Linked DNA regions of Homo sapiens: region 1 is linked to region 2. A link is a contact called in ENCODE Hi-C or POLR2A ChIA-PET data. All regions are on one chromosome and are shown on one strand. The core of a region is the stretch at or near the end of the contact, and the rest is flanking DNA. Distances in the headings are between cores, read along the strand shown.

Evidence for each region. A loop is a pair of places that touch in the nucleus more often than their neighbours do. ChIA-PET counts read pairs that join two places held with the same protein, here RNA polymerase II (POLR2A). Pooled maps may share reads with other maps.
Region 1: a loop to region 2 is called in a map of endothelial cell of umbilical vein, with 6 times the contacts of the local background. The contact joins two enhancer-like sites. A Hi-C loop is called at or near these places in 13 of 168 maps with a recorded cell type or tissue (CD8-positive, alpha-beta T cell, Caco-2, K562 and 10 more), 3 of 37 single-sample maps with no recorded cell type and 19 of 50 pooled maps. POLR2A ChIA-PET finds 5 or more read pairs at or near these places in 23 of 52 experiments (AG04449, AG04450, CD4-positive, alpha-beta T cell and 14 more).

The regions. Positions count from the first base shown.
Region 1 is chr11:12,197,470-12,202,276 of GRCh38, forward strand. The region is part of intron 3 of MICAL2 (microtubule associated monooxygenase, calponin and LIM domain containing 2); the gene reads left to right. Among named protein-coding and RNA genes, the nearest start is that of MIR6124, 36 kb to the left of the region's middle. Within about 2 kb of position 3,087, at least 19 of the 41 ENCODE cell types and tissues checked have a DNase peak (open chromatin) inside an H3K27ac peak, as active enhancers do; they include endothelial cell of umbilical vein and mammary epithelial cell, where a contact is called at or near this core.
Region 2 is chr11:12,164,321-12,169,235 of GRCh38, forward strand. The region is part of intron 3 of MICAL2 (microtubule associated monooxygenase, calponin and LIM domain containing 2); the gene reads left to right. Among named protein-coding and RNA genes, the nearest start is that of MIR6124, 3.1 kb to the left of the region's middle. RefSeq lists an enhancer at 2,862-3,156. Within about 2 kb of position 2,856, at least 15 of the 41 ENCODE cell types and tissues checked have a DNase peak (open chromatin) inside an H3K27ac peak, as active enhancers do; they include endothelial cell of umbilical vein and mammary epithelial cell, where a contact is called at or near this core.

The DNA.
Region 1 (4,807 bases), core at 1,837-4,336, 33 kb after region 2:
CTTGGTCTTCCCAACAGAGATGCACAGGCAACAACAAAGATGGGACTGTGTTGACCTGTTCACTCCATACTTTCAGATCTCAAGTGAGGTGTTCGACTCTGCTGCTGGCAGGGGTACAGGGGTGGCCCTCACACCCTGACTTCGGGGAACCTATGTGTTAAATGGGGAGATGCCATGAGACCCAACCGCTACCCAGAGAGGTACAAGCCCTGAGGATTGTGCTTAGAACTTCTAAACTAGGCAGCAGTGTGAACGAACTTCTGAGGCCAAAAGGCAGAATGTCTGCGAATAAAACTGTCCCTGAAAATCCAGACCCTGCAGCTACTGGTTACAGTTGGTCATGGAGGAGGAGAGCACTGGCTCAGGATGGAAGGGAAGAACAGAGAGAAACGGAATGTTTCTCAGAGGAATTAGTTGGTTTTTTTAGGGAACGTACAAAGCATAGGATACCTTTTTCCATTTTATTTCTGTAAATTTCTAAGATTGATAAGTGGTGTGTAATTGTTACTCAGGAATAACTGGATACAGAAGAGAGTCTGGAGATGTCAGGGCCATGTCAAGTCAGATGAGATGTAACTCCTTTCCCAGAGCAGCACTTGAAGTTCCCCTGGGGAGCCCCTACTGGCCAACCCCCTCTCAGAGATTCCTCCACAGCTAGAACCTCAGGTGATTTTGAGCATGTACCCTGGAATCAGAGGTTAGGTTTTCACCCTGGTTCTGTTACCACGGCTATGTCATTTAACCTTCCTGAGCTCCAGTTTCCTATGTGCCAAATGATGATGAATATGCCTAATTCAGGGTTACTGTAAGAATCAAGTGAGATGCATTTCTTAAAACATGCTTAGCACAGTTCTTGTACATTATAAGCAGGCAGTAAGTGTTAACCCCATCTCTCATGAGTAAACCCCAGCACTGCCCTGCAGGGGTGAGGCTGTGCAGCCAGGTCCCTATTGCAAGCCCTCCCCCAACACACACATTCTGGCAGGTGGGTGGCACCTTGAATTTGAAAACTCTCCATCCTGCGATTCTGAACCAAGCTGTTCTTATTCACGGTAAACCAGTAACAGCCAGGGGCTTCCTGCCTGGATTCAGATAAGTGGCTGGTACTGAGAGCCAGGGAGGCTGCAGAGCCACACCAGGAAGTATGGTGGCACGTCCCTGGCACCAGTGCACTGCCCTGGGGAGCTGGCCTGCAGGTCAGTGTGCTGGGAGGACTGCGGCTACCAGGAAGACAGCACCATGCATGACCTCCCCCATGCCCAGCTTGCTGCCAGGGCCACCCTCACCAAAGGAGGCTTGCACTATCCAAGCCCAAACTCCCACTGTGGTGGCACCTGCCAGTGTGACTTGCACAGGCTCAAGCTCTGTCCAGCCTATGATTTCCCACCCTGCGGAAGCACATGAAGCTCAGGCTGGACCTGGCTTGCTCGTTCCTTGCAGAGCCCCTGTGAACCCAGCCTGAACCCCAGCTCCTTTCAGGAGGCCACAGTGTGCTCAATGCAGGGAAGGAGCCAAGTCCTCTCACTTCATCCTGACCTCACCACTGAGGTCGGGCTTCACTGTCAGTCAAGCCGGTAAGAGCATAGACTTTAGACCAATAGTACCTGGGTTAAAATCCAGATCTGACAGCTTATTTGTTATGTGACTTTAAAGACATTTCTTACCCTCTTTACTCAAAAAGAGAGTTAATAAGAGTGCCTGGAGCAAGTTGCTTAACTTTTCAGTGCCTTAGTTACCTCACTTATAAAGTGGGGATGATCATAACACTTTCATAGGGTAGTTGCAAGGATGAAACACACAAAGCAAATAGGACAGTGCCTGGCAAATAGAATGTGCCAGGCACCGTGCAGTTAGGTCTCACAACTGTCCTTTCTAGGTGAGGTGCAGGGTGGGTAAGCCAGCTGGAGAACGCCACACCCTGGTCAAGTGCTAGCTTCTGCACTCGACCTCGCTGCAGTGTCTGCACACACAGCTCTCAAGGAACACAAGGGCAGGATTCGGAAGTGGAAATGAAACCTGCAGACTGCTAACCCCTGGCTTAGCACTTGGTCCCCTCGGCATCTCCCTCTGGGGACTGAATCTCTTATGCATTCCTGACTGCCCCAGCACACTTGCCCACTTGTAGGCTGGTGAGAGGGGCGGCTGGAAGATGCACCATGTCAAGAAGTGGGTTGTGTTTGCAGGTTCCCCTGGGGAGGAGCAGAAGTCACACGTGAGCTGGGGCCGCCCAGTCCTTGTGTCCTGACTGTGGGCTAGTTGGTCACCATCCCCCCATCCTGACCCTTGATAAAGAGCTGATTTTTCCATGAGGCGTTTGTCTCTCCTCTGTGCTAACGTGGAGGCCTGAACACCGCCGAGCTTATCTATACAATGGATTTCCTGCAGGTGTTGGTTCTGCCCTGCTCCCCACTGGGTAATAATTTATGTCACCTGAGCACACAGATATGCTGACATCCATGATGCTGGTGGCCCTGGCAGACCCTGGCTCCCCAAGTCTGGGTGGAAATCTGCAAATGTGAACCCCCAACTGGTGTGAACTGAAACATCCCAGTTGTGAATGGAGAGCCAGAACTGGATGGGTGGAGAGGGTGTGGAGAGTTCATCAGCTGTCTATTGAGGCCTCCTAAGTAGCAGGCCTGGTACTGGGCTCTGAACACACAGAAATACAGAGGACAGGGGCAGCCTTAGAGGAACCCTTGGACTGGCTGTGGGTTAGACACGGAAAATATGACCCGCAGAGCTGGTTCTGGGGAAGCAGAAAGGACACAGCTCATGGGAGCGCGGGGCAGGAGCTTAAAATCTCATTGAGTTTTAATGAAAAGCTTTCCTTCCTTGGACATAAGGCCTAGCTGGGTCTGAGGAAAGAGCTCCTTCGGGTCGAGTTATCACAACCCTTTGCATCTGTGGTCTGTTTGGACCACATCCAGCATCCAGAGCTTCTACAGTGGGCATGCTGGGGAAGTCCTCATCTCTCCCACTCCTCTGCCCGGGCACGTGGCTGCCATGGTATTTGGCCTCTTGCCAGAACACCGAGTTCCCATATTAATCACAGCAAGTGCGTTCAGAGAAGACCTGACTTGGCCCCTGCCAACAAGCCATCTCTCTGGCCTTGATAACATCTGTACCGAATTTTCTCCCTTTATATAATTAGGCCCGTTGGTATTTGCTTTGACTTTAGATTACGGTATGACTGGCATCTCTGAAATTTCAGGCCCGAAATATGTACTGGGGCCCAGGATGGTGGGAAAACCGAGCTTTCGCCAATGGGATTTTAGGTTTAGCCAAGAGAATCAGAAACTGTACACCAGCTACTGTTTGCGTGCAAAATGCATGGCAGCTCCCTGACTGGTGGGAAAGGGGTCTCCTGCCTTGTCCAGGGAGCAGTACTGGGTCGGGCCTGGTGGACAGAAGGATGCAGGGGGCTCCCCTCCTTCTTTCCTGCCTCTCTTCACCCCACATCCTTCTACCCCTGCTCCAAAACAGGAAAAGATGTACTAACTGCAAAGAAATGCAGTGAATCCAGACTTAACCCCAAAGCAAACCTCACCAGTGTCGGGGCTTGGAGTCGTGCTTTGAAATGACTGTCATTGTCTGGCTATGTCCAAGCCAAGGAGCTGTTTGTGGAGTGAGATAAAGAGCAGTGCTGGGCTTGGGAAGCGGGGCTTGGTTCTTTCCCGGTGGCTCTATCCAGAGAGGAAGCACGTGGGCTTGCACACCCACTCACTCCCTGAAGTCTCCAGCTGGATCTCAGTGGTGACTTCATTTCCCCTAATTAGGTGTCTACAAACTCTCTGGAAGGTTCCAACCAGTAAGCCACACTGATCGTGGTGTGGGAGCTCCTGATATGCTTGTTTGCACTGTCCCTTTGGGACCCTGCAGGCCCAGCTGAGTGATAACTGGATGATGGAACGTTTGCTAGAGGAAGGGGAATGTGTTTTTTTAAGATAAGGTTTGATCTCAAGCAGAAGGGCAGTTACCAGATGCCTCTGCAATGTCAAGCAGTGAGGAGTGGGTGCGCATTCCCTTGCCTGACGCCTTGCTGGGGGTAGTCAGATCCCCCAGGCAAACTCCTGCCTTAGGAAAGAGTTTCCTCTCATTCTTTCAGCCAGAGTATTGCCATTTTGCTCTGGTTTTAGACAGTATCGATGTTCCTCGTAAGATTTTCTGTGGATGAAAAGGCTTTTGCCGAATGTAGCTATCCTAGGTCATTGTGGGGAAGTATCCTTGTCTTTTTCAGCATGCAGTGTCCATTGAGGACCGAGCGTGGGACTTGTACAGAATCCTGTTTTGTCACTTCTGCCCACATGTCCCAAATGCCAACAGGACCAAGGCCATAAAATACGCCTTTGGCACTTAAGACTTTCACTGGCCGGGCACAGTGGCTCACGCCTGCAATCCCAGCACTCTGGGAGGCCAAGGCGGGCAGATCACCTGAGGTTGGGAGTTCAAGACCAGCCTGACCAACATGGAAAAACCCCATCTCTACTAAAAATACAAAAAAAATTAGCCAGGCATGGTGGCACATGCCTGTAATCCCAGCTACTCAGGAGGCTGAGGCAGGAGAAGCACTTGAACCCAGGAGACAGAGGTTGCGGTGAGCCAAAATCACGCCATTGCACTCCAGCCTGGGCAACAAGAGTGAAACTGTGTCTCAAAAAAAAAAAAGACTTTTACCATTTGGCTGCAGACCAACTCTCATCTCTTTTCTCTCCTTCCCGTCTCTTCTCCCAAAGTATCCTTCTCTCCATCCACCTTGAGCTTCTTTCTCTTTCTCTTTGAAAGGGCAGTTACCTCTGCTGAAATGTTC
Region 2 (4,915 bases), core at 1,606-4,105:
TTTCACATGTGAGATAACCCATCTCGTAAAAACCGCCTGAATGCTGAGGACTGGAAGATACATTTGAGAATGCATTGTAAGTATGAACTGTGACTGTGTTAGGCTACTTGAGCTGTGCTTTTCAGAAACCCAGCTCAAAATAACCACAAAGAACAGGAAAATCATTGACTCATATTAACAGGAAGGTCCAGACACTTTAAGTCCTGACCTTAACTTGGGTGCTTTGATGCTTTGCTCTCTATTGGCTCCATGCTTCCCTCCTGCAAACACATTTTTCTCCATGTTCGAAGCCTCTCATTCACATCTTTATAGCTCCATTCCAAAAGGCTGGAATCTGTCTCTTCCAGGTCAATATTGAAAAAAACCTCAGAGAAGGATTCTAATTGGCCCACTTCTGGATTTATTATGGCCAAAGCCAGAGGAACTGGCTACTGTGATTGGCAGCCCTTTCAAGCATCACATGATTGATGTGAGGGAGGAGCAAATCCCCAAGGATGTGGGAGTGTGAGACAGATAATCAACAGGTGTCCTTGGCTGGGCGTCGCGGCTCACGCCTGTAATCCCAGCACTTTGGGAAGCCAAGGCAGGTGGATCACTTGAGGTCAGGAGTTCGAGATCAGCCTGGCCAACATGGTGAAACCCCATCTCTACTAAAAAATACAAAAAAAATTAGCCAGGTGTGGTGGCAAGTGCCTGTAGTCCCAGCTACTCAGGAGGCTGAGGCAGGAGAATCACTTGAACCCAGGAGGCATAGGTTGCAGTGAGCTGAGATCACACCGCTGCACTCCAGCCTGGGTGACAGAGCGAGACTCCATCTCAAAAAAAAAAAAAAAAAGAAAAGAAAGAAAGAAAGAAATAAAAAAATCACACAAAAAATGGGTGTCATCTACAGTGAGTGTTGATTTGTATTCTGGCCATGATACAGGCCCCTGGCATATCACATTCATGTGTGGGTGGTTAATGGCCAGCTCCATGAGGCCGGTGCTTGTACTCCTTGTTGTGAGTCAAAACACAGAACAGGGGTCCTCACCTCTTCCAACATGAACAGACACTGTCTTGCTCACATACCATGTTCAGGCATCCTTTGGTGTCATGGTTTATGCTGAGCATTAGTCAAGGAAGAAATGCTGGGCATTTGCATACATGTGGCTGATCATTAATGCTAAGCCAGATGACACAGGTTTGTCAGGTACCAGGCATAAAGCCAAGCTCCTGGTTAGCCATAGGCAGAGCAAGAATAAATGTAATTCAGCCAGAACCCCGACCTTTGTGCTAAAGTGGATGCATCTCAGCACCACCTGGAGTGGGTCTGGGCTTTAGCATTTCACAAGCATTTATCAGCCGCTGCCATATGCTGAGCACCATGCTCCTGCCTCCGTGCCACCATATGTGCGTGTATACACACGTGCGTGTGACAGTGGTGAGAGATTGGGGACCAGGATCTATTTGGAGAAGAAGGACGGGCTCTAATGGAGGTGTCAGGGGACAAGCAGAGTGGCCTGAGAGCTCTCTAGAGCAGTGGCTCAGGTGCCAGTTCCAAAATCTCACTTGGGATTATTGTTTATTATTGATGATTATTTATGAGGGTATTATTGGCACTGAATATTAATAATTCTTTCCCTGGGCGTGACTGTGTTTGGATAAGAATGAGGGTGAACTGAGGATCATGCCAAATGAACTCTTTCAGGATTGATAACTGGCTCTGTATTAGGGTAACACCTGACTCGAATGTTACACCCGACTGAGTAGTGTTACGGAGGAAAACGACCCAGAAGAACCTGCAATATGTAATTTGGTGTGGGAAATGCTATAATCACAAAATTTTGGACTCTGGTTATCTTTATATATAAATCTTTAATGCTAGAAGGAACTTAAGCAGATGTTATGTGCAATCTCTGCATTTAACAGGCCACAAACTGAGGTCCAGAAAGCTGAAGAGAGTGGCATTACTGGGATTTGGACTCTATTTACTGGTTTGCTCTTATATTCTTTTGTTTATTTGCTCATTAGCAGGTGTTTCCAGTGCCCTACACCTTACCAGGCATTTGACAGAGAGGATAGTTTGGAAGATGAATAAGATGTGGTTCTTACTTGAGCTTTATGTGAAGACAGATATGTAATTATTTCTGTATTCACTTTAATTAATCATTCATCAGGTGAATAGTTATTGAGCAGCTACTATGTGTCAGGCATTTGTCTAGCTATGTAATAGCTCTGTAGCCTTGGGCAAGTTACTTAATATCTCTGGTCCTCAGTAGCATTCTCTGTAAAATGAGGATAATAAGAGTAGCTACTTCATGGAGTTACCATGAGAGTTAAATAAGGTAACCTTTGTAAAGTGTAGAAGGCTGTCTAGCATTCTGATAAGTGATCAGTAAACATTTAGCCCTTATTATCATTAATATCTTAAGAGCTATGAGAGAGGTATGTACACTGGTCTGCAGGAGGATAGAAAAGCAAATGACTGACTGTGACAGGGGTAGTCTGGGAACGCTTCCTGGAAGAGGAGGTTTAATGTGGGGCTTGGCAGATGAGTAGGAGTTTGCCATGTAGAGCTGAGAAAACAGCTAAAGGGAGTGCATATATTCTAGGGAGAGTGTGTTGCTCTGTAATGGGAAAGGAGGAGTGTGTGGGGTGCGGGGAAAGGGTGAAAGCCGGAGAGAACAGAGTGGATGGATGGTAGGAAAGGCTGGAGGAAAACGCCTCCTGGTCCAGGCTGTGAACAGAGGGTCTCGTACTCAAACAGAGGACCTGGGAAACCATTAACAATGAGCCCCTGATTCCCAATCCTGTCCAGGGTTCTTTCCACCACTCCCCACAGGATTGCTCAGTAATCACAGGTACCATTACAGACCAGGGGGTATTTGTACATTGTTGCCATAAAAACTCGCAGGAAATGACTCATGGACTCTTGTCACCAGCAGGAATCAGGCCAGCGTATGTAATGAAAACTCTTGCGTTATCTTTTTAGAAGGATGTGACTGTATTTTATGAGTATGCAGCAGGGTCACCACACACCTTTTGCTCCTGGGCCCCTCCCCTGTGTGTAGCCCAGGCCCCGGTTTGTGCTCGAGGGCCAGACGGCCCTATGGTCCCCAGTTTCCTCCGTAGATCACACAGGGAGGCAGCGAGGCAGGGTGCAAGGATGTTAGGGGTGGAAGGGGTGACACCGGGAGCAAAGACTGCTACCCCTTGGCCTGGATAAACCTGTCTGACATTCCCGACCTCTGAAGTCATCCATCATGGCTGCGCTGGCTCAGACACTTCAAGGGCCACTTTGCCTGATACGGGCAGTTCCAGTCATAACCGATAAAGCAGAAGATGGTCCCTGGGGTGTGAAACTCTGTGCGAGTTGAAGAAAAAGCTTAAAAGAACTCTGGATTTGTCTGCTTACCTGACAATAGACTGCCGGCCCTGCAACATTGAACATGTTTCTGAGCCTGGATTGCCAGTCGGGTTGTACCAATGGTTGCATTTGTTACCACAGCTGCACATGGAATGTGTGGGGTTTGCATGAGTGTGTGTGTTGGGCATTATATGTGAGCTTGAGTAAATCCAATTCACAGCAATGTCATATGGAGAAGAAAAAACTTTCCTTTTTAGCTGTCCTCATAGGAAGTTGTTAATCCAGGTTTACTGAGTTCACTTTATAAATATATTTCTAAATAAAGACTTTTTTGTCTTTTTATGAAAAAACTAGGCCAGGTGGGATGGTTCACGCCTGTAACCCCAGCACTTTGGGAGGCTAAGCTGGGAGGAATGCTCAGGGCCAGGAGTTCGAAACCAAATTGGGCGACATAGTGAGACCTGGTCTCTACAGCAAATACACACACACACACACACACACACTTATGCACACATACACCATACATACACATACAGTTAGTCACACATATACACACATACACACACCACACACACATACACACATAGATACACAAATACATATACACCACACACATACACACACGCCACACACCATACACACATACATACACACATCACACATACATATATACAAATACATATATACACAAATACACACATACACACACATACTACACACACCACAAACCATACACACATTCATACATACCCCCCACACACCATATACACACATACACACACCACACACACGTACATACACATGCACTTATACACACATATACATGCATACATACCACACACATACATAACACCACACACACACTACACACATATCTATTTCTTTACATAGACACATATATATTTCTTTAAATATGTATATATAAATATATATTTCTGCCCCCATACTTATCTATATATTTCCATATATATTTCTTTATATATATACTTTTTCTTTATAAGGAAAAGAAAAGGTTTCTTTGAAAAAAATGCCTGCTCATGATAAAAAATAACTCAAGTAGGGTAAGAAAATATAGGGTGAGACCGGGCAAGTGGGACCAACACAGTGAGAAAACAATGTGTTTTCACTAGCTGAGGGTGGTGCACCCCACCGTGCCTGTGGTCCCAGCTACGTGGGAGGCTGAGGTGGGAGGATCGCTTGAGCCCAGGAGGTCAAGGCGGCAGTGAGCTATGATTGCACCAGAGTACTCTAGCCTGGGCAACAGAGCAAGATCCTGTCTCAAAAAAAAAAAAAAAAAGAAAAGAAAAGAAAAGAGAGAGAAAAAAAAAGACAAGACAAGACAGTGTGGATTTGAGCCTAAGCCAAGCTAATTTAAAAAAAAAGGAAAGAAAATTTAGTGTGGAAGAAGTTTCTTTTCTCCACTCCCCCAGTTTTCCTTCCTAGAGGCAAGTACTCTCCCATTTCTTTTGTGACCTTCCTGAAAATCTCTGCATGTTTGTGGATGTGTGTTATGGATGCATGCACTGCCCCCTTTATTTTCTTAATGGGAAAAAAAAATCTACACACATT